Linked DNA regions of Homo sapiens: region 2 is linked to region 1. The links are chromatin loops, found by intact Hi-C in ENCODE. Cell type or tissue: sigmoid colon. All regions are shown on one strand.

Region 1 (2,500 bases):
AGAGTCTTTGCTCACTAAATATTTTTCTACAAAACCAAGCTGTAAATCAACCTGTATTTTAAAAACACTAACCTATGGCTTAAAGAGTTTCATATATAAAAGGATTACTCCACAATTGCCGTCACTGAAACATATAACAAAAAAAGCTATCCTACAAATTGATAAAACTATAATATAGTTCCTAATTTCAAATTTTAAAAGCTAGTTTCATAGGTTAGCTGACAAAGTAAGCCCAGAAAAATTAAAAGAGTTAAAATGGAAGATACATCAACATTCCTATTTGTAAAAATCACAGAGCAAATGCCCTGATTCCTTACTAGTTTGAAGGAGATCCACCGAACTTCAGAAACTTGATCTGCACACAACTTTAAGGCAATGTGCATTAGGTAATCATAAACATCATTGGGACTATAGAGTTCCAGAATCAGTATCAGCTGTCTGAAATTAAAAGGAAAACAACAACAACAAAAACAACAACAAAAAAAACATTATTTTTGGGCAAAAAAACAAAATTATTGATTTCTTTTTACTGTTATTTCATCTTACAGATAAAAATAGCCAGGCTGGGAAATGAACAGCAAAAGACCCAGCAAGATTTCGGTCTTCAGTAAAATGCCAACAGCAGAAAGCTGAGCAAAATGACCATGCAAAAAAAATGTGAACAAAATTTTAATTCTTCATCTCACACACATACAAATCAAACAAAAAGGAAATAAACTCTGTAAAATAGAGGCTGAGAAATTTATGAATACAGATTTAATATTTCAATTTTAGGTTATCAGTTGAAAAGCACATAAAACTTTAAAAATCAGATAACATAAAAATAGCCAGAATGTTGAAGTTCACAAAGGTCAACAGATCAAGCGAACACTCTGAGATTGCACGACCGCCCCGGCGTTTCTCCGACTGCAAACCGAACCGGATGCTCCTGCTCGCGGCTCTTGGCAGCACGAGGTGGTTTCACTGCAGCGAGGTCCGCTTGGAGAGAACTGGGAGCGCGTGCTCCTTACTCCGAAAGACAAAAGCATGCAGGAGACGGCTGGCTGCGAAAACCCACTACCAAAGCTTTCACTACTTTCTAAATGGGGATGGGGAGAAGGGCATGAAAATAAATGACATTGCTTTCACCCAGGCAACGAAAGGAAATGAAAAAGAGATGGGGAGGAAGTTAGAACCAGAAGCCCGGAGTGCTGGTGAATACTTTCATATCAAAAAGCACCGTTTTCAAAAACATGATACCAATATCATGGGCACCGGAGCACAGAATTCATATCAGTCGCTGTGGCTTCAATAAGCCGGGAGATGGGAGATAGGGCGCGTAGGGGGCTAGATAACGTGGTCGGGCACTGGGGCCGCGCAACCACCCGGGGAAGCCCCGCCGGGCACCGAGCGCGCCTACTTCCCGTGCGCCGCCGCTAGAGGTCGCACTGCTTTCATGGAAAACGTGGGCCTGTTTTTCTCGACTCAGAACAGGATGCTGGGAACATGGTAAAATGACTGAAACCTCAATCTCTCAAATTAAGCAGAATGATTAAAGACCACAGCAAAGAGAAAGGCTTTCGGTTTGCCCCTGGCATCAGCCAAATCATATCCTGAATAGCTGCAAAAGCCTGATGAATTTATTCAGGGAAGACAATTATTTGAGAGATTTCTAGTTGTGGATGAGAAAAATGAAAACTAAAGACACCGAAATGAAAACAAGGTAAAAACTAAAACCCAAACAACAACTGCCACAAACAAATTCCCTCCACACCGTGAAAGGCACATTATATACCTTAGGAAGGGGAGTTATTTAAACTGATGCTTCCACCCTTTCATCATCACTAAAGCCTGGAACATTCCTTTTGCCAGCTCAAGACAGAATTAAATAACTCCTTCAGGCACAAAATGATGTGCAGATAGGAGCCACCTTGGGGAACCTTTTTGTTTCATAATCATCTCATCTGGGTTAGACCCCTTCCTGTCTCCCACAGTAGCTAAAGGGCATTAAGCATGCTGTACCCTACGGAGAGGACCACACTCAGAATGTTCAGGAAAGCTCTGGTAAAAACTGCTCCGATTAATAGGAAAACACTGAAGAGTGGGTGATTCATCTTTTATTTGGTTCAAATAAATTGCCTTCTAGAACAGCAGAACACTCTAATTCGAAAGTGACTCAAGCCCTGTCTTCATCTGAAAATGAATGTCTCCCCGGAGACTGTGGTATTTGTAACTCAGGGTTTTTGGAATTCTGTTTATACCTTAATAAAAACATAATCTCTTTATCTAAAAGAACACTATTGCTGCTGCTTTAGAAATCAATTATATGGTAAGAAAATTAAGATTTATTCCATCTAGTTTGCTTTCTCATATCCCCAAATATGTTTTTACTTACTCTGCTAGTTCATATCGAAACCTCCAATTCCTGCTGTTATCAGTCACTACAAATTCTTGAAGCTGATAAAGATAGTCTCTCCTCTTGTCTTCATGAAGCAACTATTTTTTAAAAATGTATATATAA
Region 2 (2,500 bases), 990 kb after region 1:
CCATTGCTTCCTGCAGTAGCATTTTGAGAGTTTCCTCCAAATGTTTTTCCTCATCTAATTTTCAGTATGGCCCCGTGGGGTCAGGAGGTGATGTGTGGCCAGCCCTGTCCTAATTAGGAGTCTTGCCCAAGTTCATACGTTGAGGAAAAGAAATGCAAGCTCAGTTCCAAGGTTTTTCCCTTGCTAAAACTCTTAAAATTTTGGCTTGCTTATTTCCTTAACTTCCAAAGGACATGAACAAGTGATTTTTGTACCACCCTCCACATAGACATTAGCGATCATTTTCAGTCATTTTCAGCTTTCCGGTTTTGCTAGGAGGCACCTGGCGTGCCGGGAACGGACAAAAGCCATTTTTCTAAGTACTAGCGTTTGAAATTATTAAGTGTTCGTTAAGCACCCCCGGGTGCAAAGCACTCTCAGAGATGTTTATTTCTCAATTTTCCATAATTTCCTTATTTTTTTTCCCCTACCTAAAGGCAGATTGAAAAATGAACTCAGTGCATTGGAGTCTGAATCATAGTTAATGTGCGACGCCCCCTCCCTTAACTGCGCTGTTTTCTTTCTGCCTCCTCCTGTCTCCCAGCTTATCAATCTGATAAAGTTCTTTTTAACCCCTACTCAGGGGCTGTAACTTTTGCTTTATTCCCACGGGCATGGCAGGAAGCGATCAACGCAGAGCCCCGAACCCCACTCGCCCCACGGGCTGGGCTGAGCTGGGCTGGGGGTCGAGCTCAGCGAAGCCTCGGGAAGGCTGCAGGGTGCCCGGGCGGGCGGCGGGGTGGGTGCGGACCCCTGGCTGGGCGCTCCCGAGACCCCCCTACCCTGGTGGGTGGGCGCCCGGGGGCCTGGAGAGCCGCCTAGCCACGTGGATGCTTCTGGAAGAACACAAAGCCCGGGCCCCCTCCGCCCCCGCCGGCGCCAAGCCTCAATCTTGCAGGAGCAGAGAAGAAAGGCTCTGTTTTTCTCTCTCTCTTTTTTTTTTTTTGTGTGACAACAACCTCACATAACCTCAAAAGTTACCCATGAATTTACCAAAACTTTTTATGAAACTATTTTAACCTCTGGTGGGGGTTAAAAAACAAGCCTTGTGAATTTATTACCCGGAAGAAAGCGCAGAGGGCTGGGATTTACAGCAAAGCCGCCTTCCAAGCTCCGCGGGGGCCCCCTAGCGCCCATCGCGGGCACCGCCGAAGCCCGGCTCCCTCCTCGCTCCGCGGCGCAGCACGGCCTGGAGTCCGGTCTGGGAGGGAGGCGGGCGGACCCCAGACTCGTGCAATCAGGGGCACCTGCTCTGAACACCAGGGACCTGGCGGTACAAATTTATTTTATGTTCGTAGGGGTTTCCGTGGTAGAACCAAGGGAGCAGGCTGAAGCCGAAGGAAGGGAGAGCAGGGTTTTGATCCTAGTTCCTTGGCTTCTGCAAATCGGCTGGGACCCCCCGCTGAGCAAGCGACTGTCGTCACGGCCCCCGCACCAGACGACCCCAGCCTGTGGATGATGTTTCACTGCCCTCACATAAACGCCACCCAGAAATGCAAGAGTAAGAATGTTCACGAAGAGGGGAGGCAGGAGCCCCAGCTGATAACAGGAGGAGGCAGGAAGGGGGCCTTGGAGGAGGTCAGAGGGGGGACATTATTTCAGTTTCCCAGGACCAGGGTGAGAGATGGGGGTGAAAGAAGAAAAAGGACAAAACGAGGTGCCGAAGGCTCTATTGGGTGCTCTCTGTCCGCAGGGATGTAAAGCAGAATCCAGGATTCTGCCGCAAAATGCAGGCTCCCAATCGCTGCACGGTGACCAGGACTCCCGGACCCTTCGCTTGCCAAGTGTGTGCGATGGTTCCTTCCTCTCCAGCTTGCAGACACACTGGTTCTCTTTCAGAACTAGCCATGTTTTTTAAAAGCACATGGAAAAATGTTAATAAGCAAACGTTTTAACAGAGAGATGCAGGAGGAACGAGCCGGCAGCAGCCTCCCAGCAGAGGCAGCGGTGCTCCAGCGGCTACGGGAACGGGCCTCGGAGGAAAGCACTCGGGCTCGCTGCCGAGTTTCACCACCTGTAGTCATGTCATCCTAGGGACGTGTCTCAGCTCTTCTGTGCCTCGGTTTCCCCATCTGTAAAATGGGGGTGATAGTAACACTACACAAAATATATCTAGAATTTGAAAGAGTGCTTTGAATCATATAACCTTGGCTGTTGTGTGGTGAGGCCAGCTGGCTGGTATTCATCTAGCTCTACGGGGAAGGCAGAACCCAGATTTCACGTTAAATAAAATCTCTCAATTTTTACAGGGTGCTAATTTAAACACACATACACGCACGGACGTGCACTTGCACACATACCCCATCTGGGCCCAAATACAGTCAGCTAGTTTGAGACCTTTACTTCAAAGGCTGCCAGGAGGCCACGGGACAGGAGGGAGGAAGGAAGGAGTCATCTCTCCCTGTCATCCACCACCCCCACATCCAGGCCACTGGAGCCAAACACTGAAACCGGTGTGGCC

Evidence for each region. Hi-C counts contacts between places; a loop is a spot of excess contacts. Peaks named below come from ENCODE experiments on the same cell type or tissue, not always from the same donor. Only the 100,000 strongest peaks of a DNase experiment are listed, where the experiment ranks them.
Region 2: a loop joins it to region 1, with 4 times the contacts of the local background. A loop is called at or near these places in 11 of 110 quality-filtered maps.

What each region holds. Positions count from the first base shown.
Region 1 is chr20:58,235,837-58,238,336 of GRCh38, forward strand. It overlaps the pseudogene PPP4R1L. Among named protein-coding and RNA genes, the nearest start is that of ANKRD60, 8.4 kb to the left of the region's middle. RefSeq lists a silencer at 1,289-1,338. In sigmoid colon, a CTCF peak has its summit at 1,403 (motif pointing right); DNase peaks (open chromatin) are centred at 945 and 1,395; H3K4me3 peaks cover 772 bases; H3K27ac peaks cover 208 bases.
Region 2 is chr20:59,221,521-59,224,020 of GRCh38, forward strand. The region is part of intron 4 of ZNF831 (zinc finger protein 831); the gene reads left to right. Among named protein-coding and RNA genes, the nearest start is that of ZNF831, 59 kb to the left of the region's middle. RefSeq lists a silencer at 1,072-1,141. In sigmoid colon, a CTCF peak has its summit at 1,187 (motif pointing left); DNase peaks (open chromatin) are centred at 881 and 1,171; H3K4me3 peaks cover 1,813 bases; H3K27me3 peaks cover 1,387 bases.